2 separate regions of the Homo sapiens genome follow, and region 2 is linked to region 1. The links are chromatin loops, found by intact Hi-C in ENCODE. Cell type or tissue: right lobe of liver. All regions are shown on one strand. Links, peaks and the distances in the headings refer to the core of each region. The heading gives the core; the rest is flanking DNA. Region 1 overlaps VAV1 (vav guanine nucleotide exchange factor 1). Region 2 has its middle 16 kb from the start of TNFSF14.

The links. Hi-C counts contacts between places; a loop is a spot of excess contacts. Peaks named below come from ENCODE experiments on the same cell type or tissue, not always from the same donor. Only the 100,000 strongest peaks of a DNase experiment are listed, where the experiment ranks them.
Region 2: it touches region 1 in a loop (4-fold over the local background); 2 of 110 quality-filtered maps call a loop at or near these places.

Annotation. Positions count from the first base shown.
Region 1 is chr19:6,852,927-6,858,302 of GRCh38, reverse strand. VAV1 (vav guanine nucleotide exchange factor 1) reads right to left here. Exons shown (of 27, transcript NM_005428.4): 25 at 5,224-5,338; 26 at 4,205-4,356; 27 at 942-1,249. The coding sequence ends at 1,196. Among named protein-coding and RNA genes, the nearest start is that of ADGRE1, 32 kb to the left of the region's middle. In right lobe of liver, for the core only: no CTCF peak of the experiment used is centred there; no DNase peak of the experiment used is centred there.
Region 2 is chr19:6,651,721-6,657,096 of GRCh38, reverse strand. No RefSeq gene overlaps it. Among named protein-coding and RNA genes, the nearest start is that of TNFSF14, 16 kb to the left of the region's middle. In right lobe of liver, for the core only: no CTCF peak of the experiment used is centred there; a DNase peak (open chromatin) is centred at 2,612; H3K27ac peaks cover 253 bases.

The DNA of each region.
Region 1 (5,376 bases), core at 377-5,376:
ATTTATTTATTTCTTTATTTATTTTTATTTTTTGAGACAGAGTTCTTGCTCTGTCACCCAGGCTGGAGTACAGCGTCATGATCTCGGCTGACAGTAACCTCTGCCTCCTGGGTTCAAGCGATTCTCCTGCCTCAGCCTCCCAAGCAGCTGGGATTACTGGCACCTGCCACCACGCCCGGCTAGTTTTTGTATTTTTAGTAGAGACGGGGTTTCACCATGTTGGCCAGGCTGGTCTTGAACTCCTGACCTCGGGTGATCCACCCGCTTCAATCTCCTGAAGTGTTGGGATTACAAGCGTGAGCTACTGCACCCAGCAAATTCCTGCTTTATTTTATTTTATTTATTTATTTATTTTTGAGACGGAATCTCGCTCTGTTGCCCAGGCTGGAGTGCAGTGGTGCGATCTTGGCTCACTGCAACCTCCGCCTCCCAGGTTCAAGGGATTCTTCTGCCTCAGCCTCCTGAGTAGTTGGGATTATAGGCACTGGCTAGTTTTTGTATTTTTAGTAGAGACGGGGTTTTGCCATGTTGGCCAGGCTGGTCTTGAACTCCTGACCTCAGGTAATCTGCCCACCTCAGCCTCCCAAAGTGCTGGGATTACAGGCATGAGCCACCATGCCCAGCCCAAAAGAGGGAATTTCATATCCCAGATTCAAGTTGTATTGTATTAATAGATGACAGAGAACAGCAATCAAGTTAGGAGACAGAAATTGGTGAGAGGGCTTTGTCTGTGGATTGGTGAGGGGCTTTGTCTGTGATTGGTGAGGGGGCTTTGTCTGTGGATTGTTGAGGGGGCTTTGTCTGTGGATTGTTGAGGGGGCTTTGTCTGTGGTTGGTAAGGGGGCTTTGTCTGTGGATTGGTGAGGGGGCTTTGTCAGTGTGGCACACTCTCTCCCCATCTCTCTCCTAGCAGGTCCTTCTGAACGACACCAGTCCTTCTATCCATCTTCATCCTTTTATTAAATGTAACCCCCTTGAGCCCCGTCTGCTTGAGGGGACCCAAGAGGAAATCGGGGTGTTATAAATTAACCATGTCAGGGCACATCCCGGGAGCACCGCCAGCTGGACGCTGGCCTCCTCCAGTCCATCCCAAAGTCTCCACCCGCCGGGAGCTGTCACAGCCCCTGGCTCCGCTGCCTGCCCACGCCGGGCTCAGAGCCTGGAGTTTCTCGTCTCTCTGCCAAGGCACCAGGGCTCAGCAGTATTCAGAATAATCTTCCTCCACGTAGTTGGCAGGGAACCAGCCAACCTGGAAACAGACGAGGAGTTCATCAGTGCAACCTCTGCACATCCTCCTACTGCCCCTCCACACACCAGGCAGGCTCCCTCCCACCTCAGGGCCTTTGCACCTGCTCTTCCTTCTGTCTATCCCAGAAAACACATCACCCAACGTACACAAGGCTGACCACACACACACACACACACACCCATTACCTCCTAAAAGTCCCTCCCTAAATGGCACTTTATCAGCAAGACCTTCCTAGCCATACTATTCAAAATTGCAAGCTCCACCCACCCCAACACTCCTTAGCCCCTTTTCTTTTTCTTTTCTTTTCTTTTTTTTTTTTTTTTCTTTTTTGAGACAGAGTCTCACTCTGCCCCCTAGGCTGGAGTGCAATGGCGCAATCTCAGCTTATTGCAACCTCCACCTCCCGGGTTCAAGTGATTCTCCTGCCTCAGCATCCCGAGTAGCTGGGATTACAGGCGCCTGCCACCACACCCGGCTAATTTTTTTGTATTTTTAGTAGAGACGGGGTTTCACCATGTTGGCCGGGCTGGTTTCAAACTCCTGACCTCCGGTGATCTGCCCATCTCGGCCTCCCAGAGTGCTGGGATTACAGGCATGAGCCACCGTGCCTGGACCCCTTGTCTTGCTTTATCTTTTTCTATAGCACATATCACCGTCTGATTCATTATGTATCATTTGCTTATTTACAAGCTTTTTGTCTGTTCCCCTCCCTGCAACTGCAATGTGAGCTCTACAAGGCAGAATTTTTTTTTTTTTTGAGACACAGTCTTACTCTGTTGCCCAGGCTGGAGTGCAGTGGCGCGATCTCAGCTCACCACAGCCTCCGCCTCCTGGGTTCAAGCGATTCTCCTGCCTCAGCTTAACGAGTACCTGGGATTAGAGGCGCACGCCACAATGCCCAGCTAATTTTTTTGTATCTTTAGTTAAGACAGGGTTTCGCCATGTTGGCCAGGCGGGTCTCAAACTCCTCTCCTCAACTGATCCACCCACCTTGGCATCCCAAAGTGCTGGGATTACAGGCATAAGCCACCACGCCTGGCCAGCAGGGATTTTTGTCTGTATTATTTGTCACTGAATCCCAAGAGCCTAGAACAGTTCCTGGCACACAGTAGATACTTACTGAATATTTTTTGGCTGGATGGATAGATGAATGGATGGATTATTGGATTGATGGGTAGGTGGATAGATAGGTAGATAGATAATGAATGGATAGATAGATAGATAGATAGATAGATAGATAGATAGATAGATGAATGGGTGGATGGATACTTGGGTTGGTGAATGGTGATTGGAAGGGTGAGTGGATGGTGGTCGGATGGATGGATGGATGAATTAATGGACTGGTGAGTAGGTGTATGGATGGATAAATATAGAGATAGATTAACAGATGGGTGCATGCATGGATAGATGGATGGATGCACAGATAGAAATGGATGAATAGATGTTGGCTGGATGGTGGATTAATGGATAGATTAATGTTTTAATGGGTGGGTAGGTGGATAGATGGTTAGATAGATGCGTGAGTGGAAGGGTGGGTGGATGAATGGATAGATGCGTAGGTTGAAATGGATGGATGCATAGGCTAAGATGGATGGATGCACAGATGAATGGATGATTTGTGGATAGATAGATGGATAGATGGATGGATGGATAGATGGATGGATGGATGGATGGATGAATCCTTTACATCCCAATCCTTCCTCAATGCTCCAAAAGCCTCTCTCAAAGCCTAATTGTCCTCCACTGCTCATTAAACTGACCCTCCAATGTTTTAACAAAACTCCTCATCGATGCAATTATCCACATCATTTTTTGTGTATATTTTCCCCAGTAGAATGTAAACTCTAACCACTGTCCTTGTCTTCATTACACAAACATATTTCTGAGAAATCCATCATAAGGCAGAATTCTAGAGGCTGAGAAGTCATCAGTGGATGAAATAAAGAAGGTGCTCTGCCTTCATGGAACAAAAATGAGAACTTGGCAGAAACAAGTGGACTTGAAGACATTTGAAGTCTATTCCACTCCTTGGAATCGGAATTCAAGCAGGCAAAGTGAGCACAGTGGTTTAGTCCCAGCTCTACCTCTTTGTATATTCAGTACTGATTAGGCACCTCTCACCCCAGGGCCTTTGCACACACTGGTCCTTCTGTCTGGAATGCTTTCCCCCAACACATATACAACCTTTTCATTTGCATGACTTTATTTATCCCTTATTAATCAGTTTGGCCTTTCAGAAGTCATCCTGATCCACTCCTAGGGTGGGTCAGGGGCTCCCTCAGTGCTCCCACGCTGCCCTGTGATTCTCCACCACAATCTCTTTTATTCTTTCTTCTTTTTTTTAAAGACAGGGTCTTGTTCTGTCACCCAGGCTGCAGTGGCACAATCATAGCTCACTGCAGCATCCAACTCCTGGACTCAAGCAATCCTCCCACCTCAGCTTCCTGAGTACCTGGGACACACTACCACGCCCAACTAATGTTTTTGTTTTTATTTTTATTTATGTAGAGGTGGGATCTCACTATTTTAGCCAGGCTTGCCTTGAATTTGTGGCCTCAAGAGATCCTCCCACCTCAGCCTCCCAAAGCACTGGGATTACAGGCATGAGCCACCGTGACTGGCACCCTTGTTAGTCTTGACCACTCAGTGTCATGACTGCTTGGTTATAGGTCTGTCCTCCACATTCGATTATAAGTTTCATGAGGGCAATCCTTGTACCGTGCTTGTTTCTGTCTCCTCGACACCCAGCACAATGTCTGCACACAGCAGGTGCTGAATACATGCAGGTAGGTTGCATAAATGCATAAATGACATCCCTGTGTCCCTTCCTTCCCTCCCACCGTGAGAGATCTCCATGGGAGCCGCACCTCACCTTCTCCAGTCCCCAGTTCCAGTCTCGTCCACCACCAGCTCAACCCCCATGCCCTCCCCGTCACCCAGCCCTGCCTGCCTCACCCGGCCATAGATCTCCCCTCGCCACCAGCCTTGCTGTCCCTTCTTGTTAAGGATCTTGATGATGTCACCCTCCTTGAGCGACAGCTCTGATCGGTCTCGGGCGCAGAAGTCATAGCGGGCTTTGGCTGTGCCAAAATACTTTGTGCTTCCCACTGTGGAGAGAGAACAGAAGTGAGAAAAGGGTCTGGGGCAGATACCCACTCACTCTCTGGGGGCACAAGCTCTCAGGACAGTAACTCCAGGATAAAGGGCTCCTCAGTGCTCTTTTCTGCAGAGTATTAGATGCCCTGTACTGTAAGGGGACACAATTGTACTCCCAGCATCATCCTCCCGTCTGAATTTAGAAAATAACACTTTTTTTTTTTTTTGAGATAAAGTCTCTCTCTGTCACCCAGACTGGAGTGCGGTGGCACAATCTCAGCTCACTGCAACCTATGCCTCCTGGGTTCAAGTGATTCTCCTGCCTCAGCCTCCTGAATCACGGGGATTACAGGCCTGTGCCACCATGCCCGGCTGATTTTTATGTTTTTTTTTTTTAGTAGAGATGGAGTTTCACCATGTTGGCCAGGCTGGTCTTGAACTCCTAACCTCAAGTGATCCACCCACCTTGGCCTCCCGAAGTGCTGGAGTTACAGGCATGAGCCACCGCACCCAGCCAGAAAATAAGACTGGTTTGGAATTTTTATTTTTATTTTTTTATTTTGAGGCTGAGGCATGAGAATCCCTCGAACCCAAGAGGTGGGAGGCAAAGGTTGCAGGGAGCTAAGATCGCACCACTGCACTCCAGCTTAGGCAACAGAGTGAGACTCTGTCTCAAAAAATAAATAAATTAATTAATTAAATTATATTATATTAAAATATATATAGGAAGGGATAGACAGGAGTGGAAAGGGGTTCCTGCTACTGCACAGATATGACCTCTGCAAGGCCATTGGAAGGGGTGTCAATGGCATCCCCAAAGTTTCCCTCCACAATGGGAAGGGGCTGAGGCTGTAAGCCCCCAGTCTGAGACCTCCTACCTGCTGGCCTGCTGATGGTTCTCTTTTCAGGCTCCTTGAAGGGGAACTGCAAGGTGGTGTCCAGAGACTTGAAGCAATCCTTTAGAGAGTTCTGCTGGTAAAACTCCACCAGCTCCTAGAAGGCGGACCACATGGCAGATGCTATCCCAGCGG
Region 2 (5,376 bases), core at 330-5,329, 200 kb after region 1:
GCCATAAATATACTGCATACCCAGGTAGAGTCTCTAGCTGAAGTAGTTCTTCAAAACCGCCGAGGCTTAGATCTGCTATTTCTCTCCCAAGGAGGGCTACACACAGCTCTAGGAGAGAGTCGTTGTTTCTATGCCAATCAGTCTGGAGTCATAAAAGATACTCTCCAAAAAGTTCGAGAAAATCTAGATAGATGCCAGCAAAAACGAGAAAATAACACCCCCTGGTACCAAAACATGCTTAATTGGAATCCATGGCTGACGACTCTCATTACTGGATTGGCAGGACCCATTCTCCTCCTCTTGTTAGTCTTCAGGCCTTGTGTATTAAATGGGTTCTTAACTTTATAAAGCAGCGCATAGCTTCTGTCAAACTTATGTATCTTAGGACCCAATATAACCCCCTTGTTATAACCGAGGAATCAATGATTCGATTCCCCAAAACACGAGTGGGGAATGTCATACCCTACCTTGTTTTTAACCTGATTGACCCTCCCTTAGCTGAGAAAGCCAGACAGACTCCATTTTGGCTCCTTCATTTGCAGTCCCTCACCCACCCCCCTTCCTCAAGGACTTAAGCTGACTCCCAGCACATCCAAGAATGCGATTACTGATAAGATACTGTGACAAGCTATATCCACAATTCCCAGGAATTCGTCCGGTTGATAGCACCCAAAGCCCCCGCGTCTATCACCTTGTGATAGATTTAAAGCCCCTGCACCTGGAACTGTTTGTTTTCCTTTTACCATTTATCTTTTTAATTTTCTTGCCTGTTTTGCTTCCATAAAATTGCTTCAGCTCTGCTCCCTCCTCCCCTTCTAAACCAAGGTATAAAAAGAAACCTAGCCCCTTCTTCGGGGCTGAGAGAATTTTGAGCGCTAGCCATCTCTCAGTCGCCGGCTAATAAAGGACTCCTTAATTAGTCTAAGAGTGTGGCGTTTCTCTATAACTTGCCCGGTTACAACGCAGCACTTTGGAATTCCAGCCGAGGCAGGTGGATCACCTGAGGTCAGGAGCTCGAGACCAGCCTGGTCAACATGGTGAAACCTCATTTCTACTAAAATACAAAATTAGCTGGGCATGGTGGCACGTGCCTGTAATCCCAGCTACTTGGGAGGCTAAGGCAAGAGAATCGCTTGAATCCAGGAGGTGGAGGTTGCGGTGAGCTGAGATCACGCCATTGCACTCTAGCCTGGGCAACAGAGCATAACTCTGTCTCAAAAAAAGATAAAAATAAAAATAATAAATAAATAAAAGGAATGATGATGATGCCAAGCAACCACAGATTGTCCACATGGGTGGCTGAGACAGTGACCTTTGCTTTCAAATGGTTCAGTGTACACCAACTTTGTGTCATGCACAAAATTATTAATACTATTTTATGAAATTATCTTCAGTCTATGTGTACAAGGTATATATGAAACATAAATGAATTTCTTTCTTTCTTTTTTTTTTTTTTTTTGAGGCTGAGTCTCCCTCTGTCTCCCAGGCTGGAGTGCAATGTTGTGATCTCAGCTCACTGCAACCTGCAACCTCTGCCTCCCGGGTTCAAGTGATTTTCCTGCCTCAGCCTCCCAGTAGCTGGGATTACAGGCGCCCACCACAACCAGCTAATTTTTTTTTTCTTTTTGTATTTTTAGTAGAGACGGGGTTTCACCATGTTGGCCAGGCTGGTCTCGAACTCTCAACCTCAGGTGATCCACCCCCCTCAGCCTCCCAGACTGCTGGGATTACAGGCTTGAGCCACCGTGCCCGGCCTATTCAAGGCCTAGGCGTCTTGTGTGAGTTATACATTTATATGCATCTTTTGGCTTCGGGCAGGAGCTGTTACTGTCTGCACATCTTAGACGCAGAACTGTGGACCGAGAGAGGCAAGGATGCCCTTTACCTCTGCCAAGGGTACGCAGTGGATTCAGGGCAGTTTCCTGCCTTCCCTGCCCTTGCTGGGCTGGTGGGAGGTAGGAGAGCCCCCAGCGCCTGGCCCCAACCCCCGCTGGAGTTTCCTTCACTCTCATCACAGTCTTTCTGTTTCTGTGGCTTTGATGAGGAAACCAAGGTGTGGAGAGCATGTATTGATAAAAGTCACCAGCAGCTACCAACTTCCGCGTGGGGATGGAACCTCTTGCTAAGTTTAGCCTCCAAAAATCATTCTGGGAGGCGTCTCTCAACCTGGAGGAGCTGGAGAGAGAGGAAGAAGGAGACGTGGGTGAGGAGGAGGATGGAAAGAGATGGGGAAGGGCAGATGAAGAAAGAGGGGGAAAGGAGGAGGAGGTGGCAGGAGGAGGAGGAGGAGGATGGAGAGGGAAAAAAGGGGAGAGCCAGAGGAGGAGTGGAGAGGGGAAGGAGATGAAGGGGAAAGAGAGGAGAGAAAGGAAAGACAGGGAGGGGAGGAAAAGATGGGAGGAGAACAAGGAAAAACCCCACAAAGACAGAAGCTGGTGCAACAAGAGACTGTACACCCGTACTTGACCTTCAATAAAGTATAGGGACAGAGACCTCCTATACCAGGCTGCTAACCTACTTTTCACTTCTGAGAAGTTTATCTACCTCATTTCCTCTTTTCGCCTCCTGCGCTCCAGCTTCTTTTCAGATTGCCTCCTTACCGCACCCACCAACCCACCACCACCATCAGCTCTTCCTCAGGACCTGAAGTCCACCGTCCTCACCCTACCCCCACCCCCTGGGCAGGAAATCCTCCCCCCTCTTCATCTCTTGCCAAGACCAAGAGGTGGTAGAAGTAAAGAAGCAATGATGAGAAAACAAATTATTATTATTATTATTTTGAGACTCAGTCTCACTCTGTCGTCCAGACTGGAGTGCAGTGGCGCGATCCTGCCTCACTGCAACCTCCGCCTCCCAGATTCAAGCAATTCCCCTGCCTCAGCCTCCTGAGTAGCTGGGATTACAGGCACACGCTACCATATCTGGTTAATTTTTTTTTTTTTTTTTTTTTTTGTAGTTTTAGTAGAGATGGGGTTTCAACATGTTGACCAGGCTGGTCTTGAACTCCTGACCTCAGGTGATCCACCTGCCTCGGTCTCCCAAAGTGTTGGGATTACAGGCCACCATGCCTGGCCAAGAAAACAAATGATTAATCTCATAGTAGGACGCTATGTTCCTCCTGGGGAATGCCACAGCATTTGAACACTTGAGACGCATCGTTGCAGAGAAGCAGGATGGTTCTTATCCTGGAGCCTGATGACCAGAATGTGAGACAGGGGCAAGAGTCAATTGATCAAGGTTTCTGAAGCCAGCTTTAGCACACATCTGGGAAAATCACCAGCCACAGTTGCCTCTGTGGCTGTTTTTCCAAAGAAGTTTCAGGAGGTTTCATATTTACACATTTTTCTTTTCTTTTCTTTTCTTTTCTTTTTTTTTTTGAGACGGAGTCTCGCTCTGTTGCCCAGGCTGGAGTGCACTGGCGGGATCTCGGCTCACTGCAAGCTCTGCCTCCCAGGTTCACGCCATTCTCCTGCCTCAGCCTTCCGAGTAGCTGGGACTACAGGCGCCCGCCACCACACCCGGCTAATTTTTTTTGTATTTTTAGTAGAGACGGGGTTTCACCGTGTTAACCAGGATGGTCTCGATCTCCTGATCTCCTGATCCACCCGCCTCGGCCTCCCAAAGTGCTGGGATTACAGGCTTGAGCCACTGCGCCCGGCCTTTTTTTTTTTTTTTTTTTTTTTGTTGAGACGGAGCTTTGCTCTTTCACCCAGGTTGGAGTGAAGTGGCATGATCTCGGCTCACTGCAACCTCCACCCCCTGGGTTCAAGCAATTCTCCTGCCTCAGCCTCCCAAGTAGCTGGGATTATAGGAGCCCGCCACCATGCCCGGCTAATTCTTGTATTTTTAGTAGAGACGAGGTTTTGCCATGTTGGCCAGGCTGGTCTCGAACTCCTGACTGACCTCAGGTGATCCACCTGCCTCGGCCTCCCAAAGTGCTGGGATTACAGGCATCAGCCACCGTGCCCGGCCTACACATTTCCTTAAAGAGGGGAATGGCACTGAGGAAGAAAGGCAGGTAGGCAGTAAGGCAAACCCTTACATTCTTATGAGACTTTAGTTAGTGCCCAGTAAATCTACATTTTACATAAGCTAAGGTGAATGTTTGAAGAGGAAGGGAGCAATGACTAATCTTGTCTTGTCTTTGTCTTTCACCTGGGAAGATAAGCTTGTAATTGACGTTGTCACTGTGAAATGGAACAGACTTTAGCTTTAGATTGCAGACCTAAAGTTAACATTTTCATGTTCTTGTTTATAGGAAGCCAGCAAAGAATTTCCTGAGGAAAGATCTGTGGGGATTAGCCCTTCATAGATGCCTGAGGCCTTTTACTTTTGGGGGTGGGGGGATATAGCTGATACATAAAACCAGTGACAGCTATTCATTGGATGAGGATGTGACAATGACTCAGCCTCCAAGCTTAGCCTTCCCTTTTGCACAAAGAGGTTGAGGGTTCTGATATTTTCTATGTTCCTTTACAAGCCAGACCCCCTGAGGTCAAATCCCCACTCTGTCACTTCCCAGATGGGTGACCTTAGTATTCATCCTTGGCATCTCTGGGCCTCAGTTTCCTCATCTTTAAAAGACGATGAAAAGTGGCCTCTACCTTACCCTGCTTATTGTGAGATTACATGGCTTGAACCCTTAGGTACTTTTACAGAGCTTGGCCCACAGTGAGCTCTTGAATCCTTCGTAGCTATTCTTTTTGTAAGCATGCTGTAATCATGTGCACATTTAAATTTCTGATTCTTTTCAGTTATTACATCAAAAGTGGCCTTACATTCACAGGCCACATCTAGTGTGTTTTTTAAATGGGAATTGGTAACCATTATATAAATATTCAAAAATTTTGCACGTGGGTGGCTCACGCCTGTAATCCCAGCACTTTGGCAGGCTGAAGTGGGTGGATCCCCTGAGGTCAGGAATTCGAGACCAGCCTAACCAATATGGTGAAACCCTATGGGTGTTTCACCCACAAGCCAGGCATATGGATATGTGCCTGTAGTCCCAGCTACTCGGGAGGCTGAGACAGGAAGATTGCTTGAATCCAGGAGGTGGAAGTTGCAGTGAGCCAAGATTGCACCACTGCACTCCAGACAGGGAGACAGAGCAAGACTCCATCTCAAAAAAAAAAAAAAGAAAAAAGAAAATTTTCACATAGACATGGACAAATCCAGATTTCTGGGTTTTCTTGGGGAGGTAGAAGCTGTGACAACAGCCCAGGTTGGATAGTGGCTGTCTCCTTTGGATAGGGCATGGGCTCAGCAGCTCACCACAGTCCCCACCACTCCCAGTTGTCTCTCACACTGAGGCTGAATGCCAGTCGCCTTTCATCATCATACTTGTGCTGTTGTTTTTAAGTAATAGTAATATTAATT